Regions from separate parts of the Homo sapiens genome. Here region 2 is linked to region 1. A link is a loop called in an ENCODE intact Hi-C map of the cell type or tissue named here. Cell type or tissue: heart right ventricle. All regions are shown on one strand. Each heading gives the region's core, and the rest is flanking DNA. Links, peaks and the distances in the headings are about the cores only.

Region 1 (6,900 bases), core at 1,907-4,406:
ACCAGCCTGGATAACATGGCAGAACCCTGTCTCTACAAAAAATTAGCCAGGCATGGTGGTGTGATCCTGTAGTCCCAGCTACTCGAGAGGCAAAGTGAAAGGATTTCTTGATCCCAGGAGGTGGAGGTTGCAGTGAGCCAAGATTGGCCACTACACTTCAGCCTGGGCAACAGAGCAAGATCCTGCCTCAAAAAAATAAAAAAAAAGAAGAGGAATTTTTATAGAGCTCAATCTCCAGCCCTCCCTCCCCTTCCTGGAGGTCCACAAGTGGGACTGCAGGTTCCAGCCCTGTCTTCACTTGGTGTTTCTGGTGGCTGTCTGCATCCTGAGGCCACGTAGGAGCTCCACCCTGAGTCACCTCGTTAGCATGTAGTCTGGTGTAATCAACTGACTCTTCATGAATGACAAAAGATGCTTCTGTCACTTAGGAAATTCCACAAGTTTTAGGAGCTCTGTTCTCCAGGAACAGAGGACAAAAACCACATCTATTTCTTCTTATACCACAGACATACTCAAGGAACAGAAGGAAAGGAGGGAACGGCGGTGGGGAGATGGGCAGGTCAGGTCATGCTGGGCTCTGCAGTTTGTGGTAATGGATTTGGATTTCATCCTCAGTGCAGTAGCAAGGCTTCTCACTGAGAAATGACACGAGCAGATTTTTATTTTTAGTTTTATTTATTTATTTATTTTTGAGACAGAATTTCACTCTTGTCGCCCAGGCTGGAGTGCAATGGCGCGATCTCAGCTCACTGCAACCCCCGCCTGCCTCTCAAGCAATTCTCCTGCCTCAGCCTTCTGAGTAGCTGGGATTACAGTCGCCCACCACCACACCCAGCTAATTTTTGTATTTTTAGTAGAGACGGGGTTTTACCAGGTTGGCCAGGCTGGTTTCGAACTCCTGACCTCAGGTGATCCACCCGCCTCAGCCTCCCAAAGTGTTGGGATTACAGGTGTGAGCCACTGCACTTGGCCTTTATTTTTATTTTACTTTACTTTTTTTTGAGATGGAGTCTCACTCTGTTGTCCAGGTTGAGTGCAGTGGCGTGATCTCAGCTCACTGCAACCTCTGCCACCTGGATTCAAGCGATTTTCCTGCCTCAGGCTCCTGAGTAGCTGGGATTGCAGGTGTGTGCCACCACACCCAGCTAATTTTTGTATATTTAGTAGAGACGGGGTTTCACCATGTTGGCCAGGCTGGTCTCGAACTCCTGGCCTCAAGTGGTTTGTCCGCCTTGGCCTCCCAAAGTGCTGGGATTATAGGCGTGAGCCACTGCGCTGGGCAGATTTTGATTTTTAAAAGATTGCTCTGTGTACACTGGGCTGTCACAGGAGAGGCAAGGCTGGTGCAGGGAGGTCAGTCAGATGAGAGCAAGCGAAGCCTCCAACCAGGGGTCCTTGCCAGGTGTGGAGATGTTGGCTGTGAAACAGATTTTGTCTATAGATCCATCAGGACCGGAAGGAGCCGCTGAGGATGTGAGAGTTAGGCATAGTGTGTATATGAGGACTGGAACCTAGTATTTATTTGAGGACTTTCTTTTTCTTCTGTTGTGAAGAGGACCTCAATGAAAAGACGACAGAAAATAATGAGCAACGAGAAGAGATCATTCGCCTCAAGCAAGAGAAAAGTTGCCTGCACGATGAATTGCTTTTTACTGGTAAAACAGATGATCGAATGTATTTGTAACCTAGACTTGCAATGATGACAGGCTGAAGGAATTATACCTCTCCCAAAATGGTTTTTTTTTTTTTTTTTTTGAGACAGGGTCTTTTTTGAGACAGGGTCTTGCTCTGTCACCCAGGCTGGAGTGCAGTGGTGCAATCTCGTCTGACTGCAACTTCTGCCTCCCGGGCCCAAGCGATTCTCCTGCCTCAGCCTCCTTAGTAGCTGGGGTTACTGGTATGAGCCACCACGCCCGGCTAAATTTTGTATATTTAGTAGAGACGGGGTTTCACCACATTGGTCAGGCTGGTCTTCTTGAACTCCTAACCTCAAGTGATCTACGGGCCTTGGCCTTCCAAAGTGCTGAGATTGCAGGCGTGAGCCCGGCTTTTTTATTTTTATTTTTTTCTGAGACAGAGTCTCACTCTGTCGCCCAGGCTGGAATGCAGTGGCATGATCTCGGCTCACTGCAACCTCTGCCTCCCAGGTTCAAGCAGTTCTCCTGCCTCAGCCTCCCAAGTAGCTGGGATTACAGGCGCATGCTACCATGCCCGGCTAATTTTTATATTTTTAGTAGAGACGGGGTTTCACCATGTTGGCCAGGCTGATCTCGAACTCTGGCCTCAGATAATCCGCCCGCCTCAGCCTCGCAAAGTGCTGGGATTACAGGCATGAGCCATCACGCCAGGCCTTTTTGTTTGTTTTTAACACCCTTTGTGGGACCGATGGTGGACCAAGCAGCGAGTGTTAATGCTGCCATCCCGTTCCCAGTCACTATTTCCTCTTCTGTAAAATGAGCTATTCTCCCTTCCAGCTTAAGCGTGTGACTCTGCTTCTTACTAAAAACATAACATAGATGCTCCTTGACTTACAGGGTTACATTCTGATAAACCCCTCGCAAGTCAAAAATGCATTTAATGAAGCCAACCCAGCCACCAGCATAGCTCAGCCTAGCCTGCCTTAAACATGCACAGAACACTCGCATTAGCCTGCATTTGGACGAAATCATCTCACACAAAGGCTGTTTTATAATAAATTGTTGAATATATCATGTAATTTACTGAAAGCGAAAAACAGAATGGTTGTATGGGTGCTCAGAGTAGGGGTTTTTTAATGAATGTGTACCCCTAGTAAAAGGGGGACTGAGGGTAGGTATCAGTAGACCAAAAAGTGTTCATATGATTTTCTCTTCGGAACTTTACCTCTAAATCAATGACTTTCCTAACACAAACCACTGAAAAGAAAGCCCAGTAGAATCATCTTGGCTGGCAGGGATGTCAACAAGCTCTCTATGTCAGTCATTCTCAGTTGGGAGTGGAGAAGTAGGCCTTCACCAGTGGAAACTCTGAGATACTGGGGGTAGGTAAGGAATATGGCAGGGAATGGAATGCAGTTTGTCTGTAAATTAATGGGAAAAAATTGAGGCTCATCACAGCCTCAAACTCCTGGACTCAAGGAATCCTCCCGCCTTGGCCTTCCTAGTAGCCTGGCTAAATTTTTAATTTTTTTGCAGAGAAGGGGTCTCACTATGTTGCCCAGGCTGGTCTCTAGCTCCTGGGATCAAGCGATCCCCTTGCCTCGGCCTCTCAAAATGCTGGGATTACAGGTGCGAGCCACCATGCCCGACCTAAGAAGTTTTAAGTGAAATGGAATTCTTAATTTTAATCTCTTGTGATTAAAGATCGGGGTGAAAGTGTGGTATTCTGCCACTAGAGGTCACTATTTTCACCATTTCTAGGATTGCTGCATCTGCAAGTAGTGATAACCCGTTAACGCTGCTAAAGATATCACATATTTGTAGCTTTACAGTTGCATTCAAACAGTCCTTGGACCAGCATTTGTACGCCAGGTGCCCTGCGATATGCTCAGAAGCTCACAGGCCCACAGAATTCACTACTATACAAATGCTATGCATAAAATGCTATGGGAGGTCAAAGGAAAGAACAAAGCTTAAAGGATACGTTAGTCTCTTTTCTTTTTGATTAATCACTTTTTACCCATGCACTCTACTATGTATTACTAAGTAAAATACATGGAATTTGTTAGCTAATATTATAATAAATCGATTTTGTGAAATATTTTTATCATATACTAAGCAGATTTCTTTACCCAGGCTGGAGTGCAGTGGTACAATCGCAGCTCACTGCAGCCTCAAACTCTGAGGCTCAAGTGATCCTCCCACCTCAGCCTCCCAGGTAGGTGGGACCACAGGCACATGCCATCACACATGCCTAATTTTTAAATTTTTTGTATGGATGAGGTTCCACTATGTTGCCCAGTCTGGTCTGGAACTGCTGGGCTCAAGAGATCCTCCTACCTCTGCCTCCCAAAGCCCCAAAGCGTTGGGATTACAGGCATGAGCCACCATGCCTGTCATCCTAAATTGATTCCTTAAACATCTTCTTAACTAAAGACAATCTCACACCATTGTCTGAAAACAATTTTTGTATGTTTTATTCTTCTTTTTCAAAATATAGACAATTGATAGATTTGCATGTTTCAATTATAAAAGTGAACAAAGCCTACAAAAGAATTTATTTATTTAGTAGAGACAGGGTCTTGCTCTGTTGCCCAGCCTGGAGTGCAGTGGTGCAATCATAGCTCACTGCAGCCTCGACTGTCTGGGTTCAAGTGATCCTGCCACCTCAGCCTCCTGAGTTGCTGGGACTACAGGCATGTGTCATCACACCTAGCTAATTTTATTTTATTTTATTTATTTTTAGTAGAGGCAGGGTCTCGCTATGTGGCCCAGGCTGCTGGTCTTGAACTCCTAGCCTCAGATAATCCTCCTGCCTTGGCCTCCCAAAGTACTAAGATTATAGGCATGAGCCATCGTGCTTGGCTTAAGCCCAAAAAAGAATTTTTAAAGGGCATAACATGATAATATGCCGTCAAGTGCTATGGCTAAATGTCACGATTTTTTTTGTTTTTGTTTTTTTTCGGAGATGGAGTCTTGGTCTGTCGCCTAGGCTGGAGTGTAGTGGTGCGATCTTGTCTCACTTCAACTTCCGCCTCCTGGGTTCAAGCAATTCTCATGCCTCAGCCTCCGGAGTAGCTGGGACTGCAGGCACACGTCACGACACCTGGCTAATTTTTTGTACTTTAGTAGAGACGTGGTTTCATTGTGTTGCCCAGGCTGGTCTCGAACTCTTGAGCTCAGACAATCCACCCGCCTCGGCCTCCCAAAGTGTTAGGATTACAGGTGTGAGCCACCGCACCCAGTCAGATGTTACCATGTTTTATTTGAAGTTGGAAGATGTCTTAAAGTTTTACTTTTAAGTTTAAAACTTGTAGAAAATGCAGTTCTTTTTTTTTTTGAGACGGAGTCTCGCTGTCGCCCAGGCTGGAGTGCAGTGGTGTGTTCGCGGCTCACTGCAAGCTCAGCCTCCTGGGTTCATGCCATTCTCCTGCCTCAGCCTCCCGAGTAGCTGGGACTACAGGCGCCCGCCACCATGCCCAGCTAATTTTTTGTATTTTTTAGTAGAGATGGGGTTTCACCGTGTTAGCCAGGATGGTCTTGATTTCCTGACCTCATGATCTGCCCACCTTGGCCTCCCAAAGTGCTGGGATTACAGGCGTGTTCTTTTACATAGGCTGAGGGACATGTTTTGCTTGTACATAACTAGGAGTAAGGAGTTTGCAAAGAGAACAATGATACTAGTTTACATTTCTGTGGGTCCTGACAGTCCTGTAGGTGAGCTCTTATAGACTGAGTGTCTGCCTCAGGTCTCCCAGGCGGTAAAAGGCAGAGTCTTGATCAGAATTCAGCAGGTTCCAGGCGTCTAAGTCCCTTCCCATTGTTTTAGCTTAGGCTGCTTGTTCAGGCAGATAGCAGCAGAGAGTTCCTTACCTCTGTTTTCTGTGGCCAACTTGTGAAAATAGTCAGACCCAATCCACTTTGATCTCTCAGCTAAACCCAGCCATGGAGAAAACTATCTGGACTAGGGAAACATTTATATTTACATTGGCATTGCCTCTTATGCAAAAGTAGATTATTCTGAAATCAGAGATTAAGGCAACATTCAAATATACATATATTTTTTTTTTCTTTGACCACCTGCCCTCCCCCACCGCCCCCCGACAACCCCACTGGCCAACATTCAGATATATTTAAAATTACTCTGAGGGCCAGGTAAAGTAGTTGGCTTTTGTTTAGGGACCATGCTGTATCCAAAACAAGTATTTATTTATTTTTTTTAAGAGACAGTGTCTTGCTGTGTTGACTCAGGCTGGTCTCAAACTCCTGGGCTCAAGCAATCTTCCCACCTCAGCCTCCAAAGTAGCTGGAAATATAACAAAACAGGTTTATTTAAACATTAGGAAATATAACAAAACAGGTTTATTTAAACCCTGCTTGGATGCTGTTAACATGAAAGGCATGTAGAATTGAGACCCACGGAGTCAGATGCACTACGGATATCACTTCCACTGTTAAAATGTCTCAGTTTTGGCCGGGCATGGTGGCTCATGCCTGTAATCCCAGCATTTTGGGAGGCTGAGGCGGGTAGATCACATGAGGCCAGGAGTTCGAGACCAACCTGGCTAACATGGTGAAACACAGGAGTTCAAGACCAGCTTGGGCAACATAGTGAGACCCCCATCTCTATTTTTAAAAATATTTTATCTTTTAAAATTTTTAAATAAATAATTGAAGTAATATGTATTAAGTATAGAGATTTGGAAATCATCCTTATTCTATCTCCCCACAAAAGGAAAGACAAATAATCCCTGAATCTACAAATCACTTCTTCTTTTTTTTTTTTTTTTTTTAAGACAAAGTCCTCACTTTGTCATCCAGGCTGGAGTGCAGTGGCGCAATCTCTGCTCACTGCAACTTCCACCTCCCAGGTTCAAATGATTTTCCTGCCTCAGCCTCCCAAGTAGCTGGACCACAGGCAGGCACCACCACACCCGGCTAAATTTGTATTTTTAGTAGAAATGGGGTTTCACCATGTTGGCCAGGCCAGTCTCGAACTCTTGACCTCAAGTGGTCTACCCACCTCAGCCTCCCAAAGTGCTGCAATTACAGGTGTGAGCCACTTCGTTCAGCCCATTCTGCTATTTTTAAGTACAGGAACAACAACAACAAAAATGTTAGCTGAGCATTAAATTGTTGGAAATGGAGAGGTTTGTGTGGCTATAGCTGATGAAAAATGTTAATAATACTTGTTCTTAAATAGTAGAGAGAGAAAAGAGGAAAGATGAATTGCTTAATATTGCGAAGTCAAAGCAAGAACGCA
Region 2 (6,900 bases), core at 1,889-4,388, 56 kb after region 1:
GAGGGTCCAGTACAATGGGCCCTGTGTGTGAAAGGGGGTCAGCATCGTGCTAGGGGCCGGGGGCGGCCCAGAGGCTGCCTGGCCCAGCCCCGCAGTCCCCTAGCTCCCATCTGAGGTCCCACCAGGTAGGGCCCCCCAGCTTCCCGGGCTGGCTTTTCTCACAGAGGAAATTCCACAGTAGACCCTAATTGGATGTCCTCTGCTCCGGTGTTGGGTGGGAGAGTGCAGTGGTGTCTGGGGAGAAGGCGCAGGAGCGCTGCACTGTCCTGCAAGCCGGCTCCCTGCCCTTCAAGGCCTGCCTGGCTTAGGCCAGCCTGTGGCTCAGGAGCCCAGCTGCCCTGGCTGAGGCTGGGGGCTGCGTGTCCCATCTCAGTGTCTGCATCTGTCGAGGCCCTGTCCCTCCCGCCCATGGCCTGGACAGCTCTTCTCAGGTCACAAACATTGGTGGTGGGGGACAGAGGTTTAGCAGACCTGTTCCCTGCATGAGAAATACCCCATGCCCCACGGAGCCAGGGCCGGGTTGTAGTGATGGTACCGCCGTGAGCCCTCCTCGAGAGCACAGTCACGTCCAGGAAGCCTACTCGGAAAAGGAGGCAGTAGCCGGGGCGGGGGGGGAGGGGTGAGACTGCCATAGGTGGAGCGGGAGGGATGCTGAGATTCTGGCCTTGGTCAAGTGTGAAGGTGCCACTTGCGCAGCTCCGGGTGACAGCTGCAGACCCCACTCCTGCCTTCCTCCGCCCCTGGCTGGGCTGCAGGTGGCAGCAGGAGCTTGACACAGTTTGACAGGGTGAGGCCCCACCCAGGAGAGGGGCAGCCTATGGGGCAGTGGGCCACAGGCCCTGGGCTTTGCCTAAGTTTCCTGGGAATGCCTCCCAGGAGAGTGGGGACAATGTGATGTGCACCCTTCATGGGGTGCCGCAAAGGCCAGGTGGGCCCCAGCCGGGGGCTCCAGTCTCAGCTGCTTTTCCCCAAGGGGAGATGGGGCCGGAGGACACCACACTGGGCCATGACCTGGGGCTCAGGGCACCACATCTGCCAGGAGAGTCAAGTCGTGCAGGTTTTGGGCAGGATGGCCTCCCGGAGCCATAGCCCAGCTTTGGTCCTTGTCCCCTGACTCCTGGAGCTCTTGGTGTTCACTGTAGTTCCAGCTGCACCGATCAGGCACAGGGAAGTCCTTCAGAAGCTTAGGTTGAGGGGATTCCTGTCTCCCCCATCGCTCCACTGGCCTTGAACCCAGGCAGAATCCTGTTCAGTATTGTGCTTCTCCCCCTTGGGGTGGTGTCTCCTGGGGTGGCTGCCTGGGGCTCTAAACACTGCTCCTTTGTCCCTCACAGGCCATCAGCATCAGCAAAGCCATCAACACCCAGGAGGCCCCCGTGAAGGAGAAGCACGCCCGGCGTATCCTTGGCCGGCTCTTGGACCCAGGAGTTGGGTGTGGATGTGGGAGCAGCGTAGTGCTGCAGGTGGCCTGCGGTCAGCTGTGCCGGGGTCACAAGTTCCCTCACTGAGCCCGGGGAGGAGGGTCCTGTGCAGCTTGGCTCCTTCCCATCTCAGTCTCATCACAAAAACGCCCCCATTGGGCCCAATGATTTCCTTGTCTTGCCCTAACTCCTGTCCCCTTGGCTGGACACTGGAGCTCTGGTGACCCGGGGTTGATGGGCACGTGATTGGGGGCCGGCCCTCTTCCGGCGGCCCTGGCCTCTCTCAGCCGGGTTTGCTGAGCCCCCGTGCTCCAGTCTCTGCTTCCACACTTGGCCTTGACATTGCAGGCATCATTCTGGGCACACACCACGAGAAGGGGGCTTTCACCTTCTGGTCCTACGCCATTGGGCTGCCGCTGCCCAGCAGCTCCATTCTCAGCTGGAAGTTCTGCCACGTCCTCCACAAGGTCCTTCGAGACGGGCACCCCAATGTGAGTAGCAGCTGCTGCCTCTGCTCCCCGGAGCTGGGGCACTGTCCCGCGGACATGCGGGCTCTGGCCCTGTTCCTGTCCCCGTAGCTCCGGGCTGTTCCTCCCGCCTCGGGTGGGGAGTGCGTGTCTCAGGGCCCTGCCACACGGTCCTGGACACTCCCCCACTCCCGTATTCCCTGCGCTGCAGGTGCTGCATGACTGCCAGCGGTACCGCAGCAACATCCGGGAGATTGGAGACCTGTGGGTAGGTCCAGCCATTCTAGGTCCTGCCTGGCATTCGGGGCTTTCCTGAGCGTGTGGGGCTGAGCGAAGGGTGGCTCCCTGTGGGCAGTTCCCTGCGGGTGGCTGGGTTTTCCCAGGGGCGACAGTGGGAGGGGCAGCACGGGGAGATGCTGCCTGCCTTTGAGGGCCTGGCCCAGGGCGCTCCACACGCATAACCAGTGGGCCCTCCAGCGTCGAAGTCACCCGGGCCCTTTAGTCCTCACGAGTTGGGAAATGTGGCAAGACCACAGCCCGGGCACCTCGGTGGTTAGAGAGCCTGTGGCAGGGCGCAGGTTCCTGGGCTCCCCCAGACCTGCTGCTGAAGAATCAGGACTGGAGGTCTGCATTTTGAGCACACACACAGTAAGGCCTGAGAGCCCTGGGGGGCCTGCAATCTGGATGCACTGCAAGACCTCAGGAGTTAGAGATGTCCCTGGTGGGCAGAGGGCCTTGGCCTGGTTCTCTCTGGAGCACTGTGGGGTGCTCGTCTGCCTGGGCAGGGACATAGGAGCAGGGCAGGCCCTGGACCGGGTACCCACAGGGAGGCCTGACCAGGGCGTTATCCAACCCAGAACCACTGCCCGGACTCACTTCCCTTGAAGCGAGGAAAACACTGCCCATGGTGCCACCTGCAGATGCAGGCCCAGCTGGCCCGGCCGCAGGGGCCGTGGGGCTGGAGGAGGGAGCAGGGAGGATGTGTCCAGGCGCCCGTCGGGACGTGCCTCCCTGCCAGCACCAGCACTTTAATAAAGCGTCCCTGCTCAGAACTGGCCTGCCGCCCTGGACAAAGAGCTCTCTTCTCACAAGAGTTTCTTTGGCAGGAATGACAAGGAGGAAGATTAAGGGAAAAAGCTAGAGACAGAGAGGGTGGTTGGTGGAGGCCAGGAGAAGACGTTTGTTGAATGAAGAAGTGCCCGGTGGTGGGTCACTCTCGTGCCCAGGTCCTTGAGGACTCTTGGACGTGTTCACGAGCCGTGGCCCCTCACCCTGTCTGTCTTCACACAGGGACATTTGCATGACCGCTACGGACAGCTGGTGAATGTCTACACCAAGCTGCTGCTGACCAAGATCTCCTTCCACCTCAAGGTGGTTTCCTCGGGGGAGTCATGGGGCTGAGGGACCCGTGGGCTTTTCCCACTGTGACGTTATGGCACATGTTGGGACATCGAGGGTGGGATCTGTCCTCTCCATGAGTCTTTCCATTCACCTTCTTGTCCCAACTATGACTAAAGGGGAGACGGGGAAGCCAGGGCATCACGAAGCTCCTAGAACACTTCAGGCATTTCCGTGGACGTGGGCACGGGCTTCCCCAGGCGTTTCTGTGGACATGAGCGCTGGGCTTCCTCAGTCTCTGCTGTGCTGGCCGGGTGCTCCCCTCCTCCCAACCCCTCCACTGCCCTCTGCCACCTATGTGGGCCACAGCCTGGGTCTGCCAAGAGCAGGGTCCAGCGTGGGGCCCCCTGGTTCAGTGGCCGCTGGGTTGGGGGGGCCCTGGTTCAGTGGCCGCTGGGTGGGGGGGGCCCTGGTTCGGTGGCCGCTGGGTTGGGGGGCCCCCTGGTTCGGTGGCTGCTGGGTGGGGGGGCCCTGGTTCGGTGGCCGCTGGGTGGGGGGGGCCCTGGTTCGGTGGCCGCTGGGTGGGGGGGGCCCTGGTTCGGTGGCCGCTGGGTGGGGGGGCCCCCTGGTTCGGTGGCTGCTGGGTGGGGGGGCCCTGGTTCGGTGGCCGCTGGGTGGGGGGGGCCCTGGTTCGGTGGCCACTGGGTGGGGGGGGCCCTGGTTCGGTGGCCGCTGGGTGGGGGGGCCCCCTGGTTCGGTGGCCGCTGGGTTGGGGGGCCCTGGTTCGGTGGCCGCTGGGTGTGGGGGGCCCTGGTTCAGTGGCCGCTGGGTGGGGGGGAGCCCTGGTTCGGTGGCCGCCAGGTGTGGGGGGGCCCTGGTTCAGTGGCCGCTGGGTGGGGGTTCTCTCCACAGCATCCCCAGTTTCCCGCGGGCCTGGAGGTGACAGATGAGGTACTGGAGAAGGCAGCTGGGACCGATGTCAACAACATGTGAGTCACTCTGCATGGCTACATAGCCAGTTCCCCTCGGCTTCCCCATTCCTTCCTACCGCGTCTCACGCCCAGGCGTCCGCATGGGGCAGTGGGGTTGAATGAGTCCGTGGCTTTGTTGGTTGATGCTCACGCTCCCAGGGACAGAGGGTGAAGTTAAAAGGGTGGGGTGTACTTGAAGGACTGTCGTCCTGGCAGAGGCACGCTGTCTCACCAGAGCCATGGTGTCGGCGGTGCCCCCGTCCCCACTGGAGGGGGCGTCTCAGGACGAGTGGGTGGGTCCACCCACCCTTTTTCATTTCTTCCCCCACTTCTCTTGCGTAGCTTCCAGCTCACTGTGGAGATGTTTGATTACATGGATTGTGAGCTGAAGCTTTCTGAATCAGGTGAGCCGTAAAGAGGGGATGCGGGGGTCTGAGTGTATTGCTAAGTCCCCAGAGATGGGACGAGAAGAAAAAAGAAGACATGAGTGATCAGACCAACTGATCACTATGAAATGACCCTGGCCAGCCGCAGTGGCTCACATCTGTAATCCCAGCATTTTGGGAGGCCGAGGCAGGCAGATTGCTTGAGGTCAGGGGTTCAAGACCAGCCTGGCCAACATGGTGAAACCCTGTCTCTACTAAAAAAATATAAAAATTAGCCAGGCGTGGTGGCGCACGCCTGTATTCCCAGCTACTTGGGAGGCTGAGGCAGGAGAATCACTTGAACCTGGGCGGCGGAGATCATGCCGCTACACTCCAGCCTGGGCAACAGAGTGAGTCTCCGTCTTAAAAAAAAAAAAAAGAAAAAGAAATGCCCCTGCCCCTCCTGGGGTCCCTGCACCTCCAGGGATAGGTAATGGGGCCTCCTGGCCCCTCCAAAGCATGGCAGGCCCCAGCGGGTACATCCAGGATACAGGTTCAGCCATCTCTTCCATCCAGTGAGTGTCACTCCATCAGCCCCAAGACAGGGAGGGTGAGGAGGTGTGCACAGGAGCCACCTTGCCAGGTTCCTGCCCCAGCCTTGGGCCATCTGCAGAGCCCAGCTGGAAGAAAGGTTTGGGTCGTCCTGCCATTTTCTGCTCTAGAAAGCCTCTGAGTCACGTCAGACTTCCTAGCGAGGGAACCCGGCCGCTGTTGGACAGGAAATCTCAGAGGGCTCAGCTTCCAGGCTGGAGAACTGATTGTTCTGGGTGGCAGCTTCAAAACAACTCATGGGTGACTCAGTGCTCTCCATAAGAGGGCAAGAAGCAAATGCCTCCTTAAGGGAAAATTGGGAGTTAGAGGCAGTTTGGGCAGCCTCCCTGAGTCCCCAGGTCTGGCCAGTGCAGCTGGGCGAGCCTGATGGGTATTCAGTTCCAGTGGGTGGGAGGTGGGCTCAGAGTTGGACCCTTGTGCCTGGGAAGAGCCTGCTCAGGATCTGACATGGAGAGCAGAGGGCAGGTGTCCAAAGGTGTGGCCCCAACTGTGCAGCAGGACAGGGCTACCAGGCTCTGTGTCCTGGCAGAGATGTGCTGAGCCTGAGCCTCTCAGCACAGAGCCCACCAGGTAGGAGCCAGTTACCCCTGGCATGGGAGAAGGCCAGTGTGGGCAGGCAGTGGCCCCACGAGGGAAGTGGAGAACACTCACAGGCACGCTTCCCACCTGGTGACGCTGGTGTGTTGATGAAGCACAAATGGGGTGTACCAGCATCTGCTGGAGAAATTCCCAGATCTGCAGAGGTGACAGGTACAGGGGCTTCCCTGCCTCAGGACCTGTAACAGCAAAGAAACACAAACGTCCTAAACATGCCTCAGCAGAGGCTGCGTCTCGCTGTCTGTGCAGAGCAGAGAACGGAGGGTGGTGGGAAGAGAGATGTGTCGAATCTGGGATGGCCGGGAAGATCTAGAAAACATTCTACTGTGTGAAATCAAGCAGATTGCCGAACAGCATGGACATACGTGTTGAAGATCCAAGCAGTACTTTATGTGTGCTGTAATTTTTTGCAAGGAAAACATACTTAGCATGACATGTAATTAGAGATTACTTTTTTAAAAAGGCAAGGGGCGGCACTTTGTGTCTTCCTTCTTGCCCCTCCCCCCCAGGCTCTCTCCTGTCACTGCAGAGATTTGCAAGTGGTCCCATCACAGGCAAGGCAGGAGCAGGACCTGAGGGGCCAGGGCACAGGTCTGTGCAGCGGGGGCTGTCTGGCCGCTCTCCCGTGCTGGCCAGCTGCCTGCTCTTTGTCATTCTCTCTGCCCCAGAGAAGCTGCCAGCCAAGGAGGAGGCAGCCTCATGTTTGTCCTTTGTCCCTCCCACTTGGTAGTTCTGATACAAGGCCCGATTGTCAGGGGCAGGGGAGACGGGCCCTGGGGGTGTCAGGGGCAGGGGAGACGGGCCCTGGGGGTGTCAGGGGCAGGGGAGACGGGCCCTGGGGGTGTCAGGGGCAGGGGAGACGGGCCCTGGGGGTGTCAGGGGCAGGGGAGACGGGCCCTGGGGGTGTCAGGGGCAGGGGAGACGGGCCCTGGGGGTGTCAGGGGCAGGGGAGACGGGCCCTGGGGGTGTCAGGGGCAGGGGAGACGGGCCCTGGGGGTGTCAGGGGCAGGGGAGACGGGCCCTGGGGGTGTCAGGGGCAGGGGAGACGGGCCCTGGGGGTGTCAGGGGCAGGGGAGATGGGCCCTGGGGGCAAGCGAGGTTTCAGGGTCACTTGGGGTGTGCAGAGCCA

The links. A loop is a pair of places that touch in the nucleus more often than their neighbours do. Peaks named below come from ENCODE experiments on the same cell type or tissue, not always from the same donor. Only the 100,000 strongest peaks of a DNase experiment are listed, where the experiment ranks them.
Region 2: a loop joins it to region 1, with 2.2 times the contacts of the local background. A loop is called at or near these places in 50 of 110 quality-filtered maps.

Annotation. Positions count from the first base shown.
Region 1 is chr12:122,790,467-122,797,366 of GRCh38, forward strand. CCDC62 (coiled-coil domain containing 62) reads left to right here. Exons shown (of 13, transcript NM_201435.5): 6 at 1,554-1,655; 7 at 6,841-6,900. Among named protein-coding and RNA genes, the nearest start is that of CCDC62, 19 kb to the left of the region's middle. RefSeq lists a silencer at 5,282-5,482. In heart right ventricle, for the core only: a CTCF peak has its summit at 3,366 (motif pointing right); no DNase peak of the experiment used is centred there.
Region 2 is chr12:122,846,697-122,853,596 of GRCh38, forward strand. It overlaps HIP1R (huntingtin interacting protein 1 related), which reads left to right. Exons shown (of 32, transcript NM_003959.3): 2 at 1,335-1,398; 3 at 1,770-1,912; 4 at 2,100-2,156; 5 at 3,179-3,259; 6 at 4,139-4,215; 7 at 4,540-4,601. Among named protein-coding and RNA genes, the nearest start is that of HIP1R, 15 kb to the left of the region's middle. In heart right ventricle, for the core only: no CTCF peak of the experiment used is centred there; a DNase peak (open chromatin) is centred at 2,903.